Regions from separate parts of the Homo sapiens genome. Here region 1 is linked to region 2. Evidence: read pairs that join two places in POLR2A ChIA-PET (ENCODE). Cell type or tissue: CD4-positive, alpha-beta T cell. All regions are shown on one strand.

Region 1 (4,000 bases), 650 kb after region 2:
CGCCCAGCTGGGGTTTTCCTACCGTGGTTGTAAAAATTCATTTCTTGTCGCCACCTAGATTAACAAATCTCAGATTAAGAACTGGCCTTTTTTCGCCTCCTCTTTGAATTCACTGTCTAAAGAAACGGCCATTGCCCTTTCCGTAAACCAGGACAGAGGTCATGTCTGCTTTGCCTTTTTGCACCTTGGCCCCTGCCTGCCCCTCACCTCCCCACTCAGCTACAGTGACTGGAAGGGCCCACACAGGAAAGCTGGGCCCTGGGTCTTCATGGACGTTGCTGGAGGATGTGTCTCCCTGCTGGTGGCTCTCAGTCTTCCTGTGCTCAGTAGGGCCTTCTGGAGGATTCTAATTTCCCTGTCCTGGAAACCACCTTGAAAATATTCTTAAATATTCTTAGGTGGATTTAAGATGTCTCTGTCTAGTGGTTTTTTGTTTGTTTGTTTGTTTTTTAATCCATCTTAGATTTGAATGCCCAAGGAATGAACAGTCTCTTGGATCTTGTATCTCTTCCTTTTGTTTTTTAGAAAATAGCTTTTATTGATTTTTTTTTCTTGCTACAAAGAGGTTGATGATTATTGCAGAAAATTTAGGGACTATAAGTAGGCAAAAAAGATAAAAACCACCTATAATTATTAATATTTTAGTATATTGTATAGCCCCCCCAGAATATTTTTCAATTTCAAAAGATGAGATCATACTGTTTGTACCATCTTATTACTTTTTCTTTCTTTTTTTTTTTTTTTTTTTTTTGCTTTTACTTTACAACATGTGATTAAAATTTCCATCAGGTTAAGCAGCCTCCGTCAAGTCACTTTAAAGGGTTGTATAGTTCTTTTGAACAGATGGACTATCATTTATTTAACCAATCTCCTACATTTAGCTTGTTTCCTCTGTTTCTGTCTTGTAAAGAATGCTGTGGTAAACATCCTTGGGTATATTTGCCCACAGACTTGGTTATTTCCTTGGGATACATCTCCAGAAGAGAATCACTGGGCCAAGGACACATTCTAAAGGCTGTTCGTCTAGATGGGTAAATTGCCCCCAGACACATTGTATCATATTTGGATTCTGTTTAGCCAAATACTAACTCCCATTCTTTTAAACATGGTTGTGAGTCTTTCAGACCTCTGTTTCCTAATGTTTCTCACGGGTCATACAGGTTGGCTGAGAGTAAATGGCAAGGAAGGGCCTGAGAGACTCCGGGCACAGCTGACCTAGGAAAGGGAGTCTGTCATCCTGGCCCGTCGCTTTACAATGGGAGTGCGAGGGCTGGGCCCAGAGACCCTGTCTTGCCTCCCATGACCCCAGGAAGCTGCAGGCCTGTGGCTCCCCAGGGTAACCTTCTCTGGTGCCAGCCGTTAGGGTGCCCGGGACAGAGAGCTGGCTTTGAGGATTCCAGAGTCTGTCAGAGAACTTAGGCTGGTCTTTCTTCCAAGAGAATGCTCCTAAACAAACATCCTGCCCTAATCCAGAGACTAGGTTGGTGCTTATTGGGGGGCGGTGAGTGGGGGAGCCGAGGATTTCCTGTGGAGGCCTCAGACTCTAGCCCAGGAGTCCAGGCCAAGGAAGTGCCTCTGCCCAGACTTTCAGCCCCTTGAAGCCCAGTTCTTCGTCATCACTTGGTGTGGGGAACAGAGGGAAGTTTGATGGAATTACTGAGGAAGTAGCATTTACGTGGTCTAAATCGGACCTTCCTGTTCCCACTGCTGACCGGCTCTTCCTCCTTTTCCGCTGTCTTCCTCCTGCGTGACAGCGCATTCTTCATGGGGCCTCTGGGGCCCTTCCTGTGGGCTGAGCTTCTTTCTTCCCTTTTCTCTCCTGCCGGGACCTAGACTGGTGCCCACCTTCAGGACTGGGCACATCCAGGCACCTCACAGCCCCTTCCCTCCTCCAGCTCTGCTACCAACGCCCCTGCACCCTTCCGTCCAGGCAGGGCTGTCCCAGCTGAGGCCCAAGCCCAGCCCACCCTTTCTTCTCAGTTCTGCCAAGAAGGCCATGGGGGCTGGTGGAGGCCCGAACTGCCTCCCCGCCCCCGGGGAGACACAGCATGCCAGCTGCTGCCGGGATGGGTTACAAAAAACAAAAACACAAACCCCAGCCCCTTGAGATGAGGGACGTTTCGGTTTCTGTGAACCTGACGCCTCATGTGTGTTGGAAATGAGAGGCGCAGTTTGGGAGAAGGAGGCTGCATGTTTCCCCTGGGGTGGGCTTTGTTTAAATTTTAATATGCTCTTCCTTTTTCTCAAAGTGCCAGCAATGGCTCCCAGCTCCTTTGTCATTTTAGCCCCGTTATCTGTCTGGGGATGAGATCTCTTATCTGCCCGGTCCTCCCTCTCCTCCCTGAATGGCGGGTCCCCCACCCGCCTCCCCGCAACTTGTGACAGTGTTACAGATCTCATTCTGCAACCTTAGATTCAGATGAAACTTGTCACTTTGCTTCTTTAATCAATTAAGATTTGGGGAAAGCAGGGGTCCATTTGTGATAGTGTTGGACCCACCAAGGGCATGAGTAGTGGGCAACTTTGGAGTCCTGTGAGAGAGGGTGTGGCACCCCCCCCCCCTTAGCAGCCTGGGGGACGTCAGCTCCAAGGGTGAGGGTTTCAGCCCTGGGTTCCTTGCTATGGAGTCAAACGTTTCTCCAGTGTGTGTTCAGACTTCTGACCTGGACCCGCCTTAGCCTTGGGGAGCTCTCTCAACTGCGTCCTTTGTTGGATGGAAACTGCATTAGACACAGAAACACAGAGCTGCTCTTTTCCCCACAGGCAGGTGCAGACCTGAAAGAGCCCCGCTGAAGCGGCTCAGAGGCAAGGGGAGGACCTCATCCTTAAGTCACAGGACTCAGGATTAGAGGACCTACAGCTTTCAGCCTCGGCTCACCATCTCCTAGCCCTGATGACCCACAGCCTCCCCAAGCCTTGGTTTCACAGCCTGTAAAATGGGTTCATGAGCCTACTTTTCATAGCTACACTGTGTGTTTGTATATAACCCATGGCTATCACTATTACCTGCGGACCGCGGTGCTATGAAGTCAGGAGACAGGCCTGCACCATCCTGAATCCTCTGTTCTCTGAAAAATCGCCCTTTGTTCTCTCTTACTTCCTTCATTCAATCAGCAAACATTTACCAACTACCTACCATGTGTTAAACTCTGTCATATTAAGGTGAATGGCATGGTCTCTCTCCCCAGTGAGCCCCCAGTCCAGAAGGGGTACTAGATATTGGATATAGACACAAAAGCACAGGAAGTTAGCTCTTCGAATGTGCTGGGGGCAGGGGGCTGTAGGGAAGACTGCTTGGTGGAGGTGGTGTCTAGCTGAGTCCTAGCAGACAAAGGCGGCATGGGGGACCAGGCGTGGTGGCTCACACCTGTAATCCCAGCACTTTGGGAGGCTGAGGCAGGCGGATCACCTGAGGTCAGAAGTTCAAGACCAGGTGAACATAGCAAAACCCGTCTCTACTAAAAATACAAAAATTAGCCGGGCATGGTGGCGCATGCCTGTAAGTCCCAGCTACTTGGGAGGCTGAGGCAGGAGAATCGCTTGAACCAGGGAGGCAGAGGTTGCAGTGAGCTGAGATCCAGCCACTGTACTTCAGGCTGGGTTACAGAGCGAGACTCTGTCTCAAAAAACAAAACAAGGCTGGGTACAGTGGCTCACGCCTGTAATCCCAGAACTTTGGGTGGCCGAGGCGAGCGAATCACGAGGTCAGGAGTTCAAGACCAGCCTGACCAATATAGTGAAACCCCATCTCTACTAAAAATACAAAAATTAGCCGGGTGTGGTGGTGCATGCCTGTAATCCCAGCTACTCAGGAGGCTGAGGCAGGAGAATCGCTTGAACCTGGGAGGCAGAGGTTGCAGTGAGCCGAGATTGCGCCACTGCACTCCAGCCTGGGGGACAGAGTGAGACTCTGTCTCAAAAAAACAAAACAAAACAAAAAGGAGGCATGGGGGACTCAAACATGCAAAGGCAGCAAGGGACACACTTGAGGAGTCCGAGG
Region 2 (4,000 bases):
TCACTCAAGCAGGGTGTGGGAGCCTCCCCCTGGTCAGCCTCACCTGCTCCCAAGAAGGGACTCGATTTCCCAAAAAGACAGTAGAGATGTGGCTCTGATGACAGTGGCCTCCTGCATCTGAACTGAATCGAAATCAGGCTTTTAATTCTTTCTCCCAAAGCCCCAACCCGCCCTAGGCTTGCAGGCCGGCCTCCGCGCGCGGTTACCGCGAGTCTCGCTGAGGAGCCATTTTGTGCAGCATCCTGCTTAAATCACACTCCGAGGGGCTCGTTCCTCGCTCCCTCTTCCCCCTCGCTTCCTCTCTTTCTTCCCTCTCTCTCAGGTGAAACATGCTTCTGGGCCCCTCCCTGCCTCCGCAGCCCCACCCTTCCCACCCCTGGGTGGCCCGGAAAGGACTAGGGCTCAGAAGGCCGCCCACACACACATCAAGAAGGGAAGAGGGTGCAGGTTCCTGGAGCTGCAGGAGGAGGGGAAGCAAGGGGCGCCTCCCAATTATGGAAATTCATGGAATTAACTGTCTCGGGCCCAAATTCAGAGCTTCCTTCCTGAACCGTGGCTGGCCTCTCTGTTCCTCTGCTGGTTCAGCTGTCCAGCCCTTGTTCACCTTCTGGAAAAAGGAATGTGTCTGCGAAGTGGGATTTCGAGGGAAACATGTACATAGCAGATTTGGTTGGTCACAAGCTGGCTGGGATGAGAGCAGGATGTCACCTGCTTCGGATTTAGAGATGGGATGAAATTAGAACAAACCACAGACAAGCAATGGGGAAAGAGGCATTTGACAAAATCCAGAACTTGACAAAATCCACATGTGTCATTTTTAGGGGAGTGTATGGAAGGAAGAGATTTTTAGTAAAATCATGAAATCTTTTCCAAACCATCCACTTTTGGCCCCTTCTTTCCAACCCATCCTGCAAGGGTTTTACCTGGCTCAGAGTGGCCCAGTGCCCCAGACCCCACTAAAATGAATCTGCACGGGTACCTCCACCTAACCCCACAGTGCTCACTGTAGACAGCAGCAGTGAGAGTCTCTGTGACTCCCGTGTATTGACTGCTGGAATCTGGGAATCCACTTGCCCAGTCCCACATAAAATCTCTCCCTAGCTGTTGAGCTTAAGATTTTTCTGGGGGTATCTAGGAGCAAAGATATTGCATTTTTCATACTGAATCCTTTGCATCTTGGGGATGGCTGACAGGCGGAGGTGAATCATAGGGCTCAAGGCTGGAGGGTAGCCACAGCAGCAAGGAAGAAGGGGGTGATGGCTGGCATGAGCACGAAGTGGTACCCATAGGCCACTCACATCTGGAAGGCTGCAATGGTACCACCAATTCAGCTGCCAGCTCAGTTTAGGGGTGATTCCGGGAGACCCAAGGTGGCAGTCCCTTTCCACTGTTGCGGCTACTTGGAGTGAGTAGCCAGGTGTGTGCTGAGAGCTGAAGAAGGAGAGTGGAGGCATGGCTTTGTGCTTTAATTTTTGGTGAAATATGAATTTAACCAGGAGCCAAGAGAGAGCCTAGGACTTCTCCAAGGTGCTTGGCACAATCGGTTTTACACTCCTAGTGTGTCTAGGAACCGAGAGAGAGAAGGGACCTAGCAGCTTGGTACTCAGGGCCCAGGCCAGGGCCTCGCCCAAGTGGAGCATAGCTGAGGAACCTCTGAGTGCCAGGTGTTATGGGTGGGACACCGACCTGCGCTCACCGGGACACTTAATTCTTCCTCCAATCCCTGGTCTCTGCCGCGTGGGCTAGATCTACTGCAAGTGCTGGGCATGGGGAAAGGAAGAGAGAAGTTAAAGGTGAAATGGCTTCTGCTCTCGGCCTCTCCGTGAGCGCTCTCGGCCCTCCTGTGGAGATCGCCACGTCCTATCACACGCGTCCCTAAACCTTGTCACTCGAGCATTCTTGTCTCCCAAACTCTGATGGTCCGCAGTGGGTACTGGGCTCCCTGGGCCCTGGGAGGAAGACGGAGGAGTTTGGGTGAAAGATCAGACGGTGCGCAGCCCTGAGGCTTCTGAGGGCAGAGGGTGCGCTTCCTTGCCCTCGGGGCGGGGAAGCCGTGAACGCCGAGGCCATTGTAAGGCTGGGTGGTGCGGAGCGCGGGAAGGGGGCTGGGATTTGAATGGGAGCCTGTGATTGGCCGATCCCTGGACTGACGTCACTTCCCCGCGGGGCGATTAGCCTGCGAGAGGAGGGCCGGCGGTCCAGTGCGCTGGGGGCGGCCGGGGCGCTCGAGGCTCTCTAAGCGCTCCGCGCGGGTGCCCTACGTGAGCCCCGGGACGCCGTCGAGGCAGGCCGGCAGCGCCGGTGCCAGGACGCACGGAACGGGGAGCAGGGGAGAAATGCGCCGGGAGGGCGAGGGAGGAAGGGAACTGGGCGGGGGCTGCGGGCCTAGGTGGCGGGAGTCAGCGTGTGCGTGTGTCTGTCCATCCCCTCTGGCTCTCCGCGTGCGCCCCAGGATCCGGGCACGGCGTCCGCTCAGGCTCCCGCGCTCGGCAGGCAGCAGCACGTGGAGCCCACGGCGCGGCAGCGGCACTGGCTAAGGGAGGCCCGTTTCTCTCTTTGGTTATCTAGCTGTATGAGTGCCACAGAGCCGTCATAAAGCTAGATAACCGAAAGTAGAAATGATTCTCACAACTTCTGCGTGCGAGCGCCCGCCCCACCGACCGCCCCGGCCCGGCCCGCAAGAGCCAGAGGAGCCGAGAGGAGCCCAGCGCCGGCCCAGCGGACTCCAGCTCGACGGAGCGGCCGCGCCCCGACCAGGTACCTGACCTCGGCTCTCTCTCTGGGGACACTTGCAGTGCCAGCTTTCCCCCAGTCCTCCTCTTTCCTGGTCCCCCACCCCTATCCCCCAGCGCCGGAGCAGGAACCCCAAAGTGGAGCGGGCCGGGGAGAGGGAGGGGGTTGGGGTTGCAGAGGGGTCGCTGGAAGGGGAAGGCGCCAGCCTTCGCCTTCACCCCATAAATCAGGCTGGAACAATCCGCTCCCGGAGCCGTGGACGGGGATTTTGGGATGCAAATGCGATGGGAGAGAGACAGCGGTCGGTAGGGGGTGGGTGGAGGGAGTGAATGGGGTGGGCTGGGGGCTGCCCTGCCGCTAACAATGCGGCCTTTATCGAATTATTCGACGAGTCAGCCCCTGAGCGCCATTAGCATACGGCTGGGGGGTTGCCGGAGCTTCGCCCCTCGGTGAGGTCAAGTTCTTGATAATTTGATCACTTTTCACGGGCTCTGGCAGCTGCCTTTGTGTGCAGTTGGGGGGTCTGTGTGCAGCGTGAAGCGGAGCAGAACTGGCGGGGAGTGCGCTCAATGGCAAGGGGCCAGGGCAGGGGCCTCCCTCCCCGACGGGTCGGCCCTGCCCTGCATACAAACCAAGAGCCGGCGGGTGGGCGGGAGGAACCGAGCTCAGTCTCCCGCTACCTCTACGCCAGCCCCGACCGGGCTGCTCCTGCCCAAGCCTCCCCAACTTCCCGCGAGGTTAAGGTGCAGGCAAGCTCCCAGAGCTCCCCCTCCTCCCTGCCCCAAGAAGTCACGACATAAGATGTATTACAATGTCTAGCAAATAAAAAAGCAATTGGGGGAAATCTGAATTCGTTCCCATGGCAACCCAATGCAGCACACCCGGCCACTCAGGCTCCCAGCCCCTCTTAACTGGGCTCAGGGAGTGGGGCTTGCCCCTGCTCAGTGCGTGGGGGTCCCGGCCCCACACAGTGCTAGGGTCCCTCTCGAGTTTCTCATCTGCCTTCAGGTCACTTTCCACCCTGATGCCTTGGCTTGTCCTGAAGCTCAGGGCCCCTGTAGCTTGGGAAACCTCCCAAGCTCCCCAGCGAGTGGCTGTAGACCAAGGAAGGGACCCTGCCCGGCTTCAGGGAAGAAAGGAAGAAAGGTAGGCTCAGACTCCCCGATTGGTAGGGGGGCTTTCTAAGTATATGGGTATGTGAGTGCTATGATAGACAGGCTGAAAGGAACTGGCACCACCACCCAGCCCTGACCCCCATCCCCTCACC

The links. ChIA-PET counts read pairs that join two places held together with the same protein. Peaks named below come from ENCODE experiments on the same cell type or tissue, not always from the same donor. Only the 100,000 strongest peaks of a DNase experiment are listed, where the experiment ranks them.
Region 1: POLR2A ChIA-PET joins it to region 2 with 7 read pairs; 1 of 35 experiments calls an interaction of 5 or more read pairs at or near these places.

What each region holds. Positions count from the first base shown.
Region 1 is chr15:90,018,459-90,022,458 of GRCh38, forward strand. All of the region lies in intron 1 of ZNF710 (zinc finger protein 710), which reads left to right. Among named protein-coding and RNA genes, the nearest start is that of MIR3174, 14 kb to the left of the region's middle. In CD4-positive, alpha-beta T cell, no CTCF peak of the experiment used is centred here; a DNase peak (open chromatin) is centred at 1,693.
Region 2 is chr15:89,365,479-89,369,478 of GRCh38, forward strand. All of the region lies in intron 1 of MIR9-3HG (MIR9-3 host gene), which reads left to right. It overlaps MIR9-3 (microRNA 9-3), which reads left to right and starts at 2,539; the gene lies at 2,539-2,628. RefSeq lists an enhancer at 2,146-2,759. In CD4-positive, alpha-beta T cell, no CTCF peak of the experiment used is centred here; a DNase peak (open chromatin) is centred at 2,139; H3K27me3 peaks cover 3,060 bases.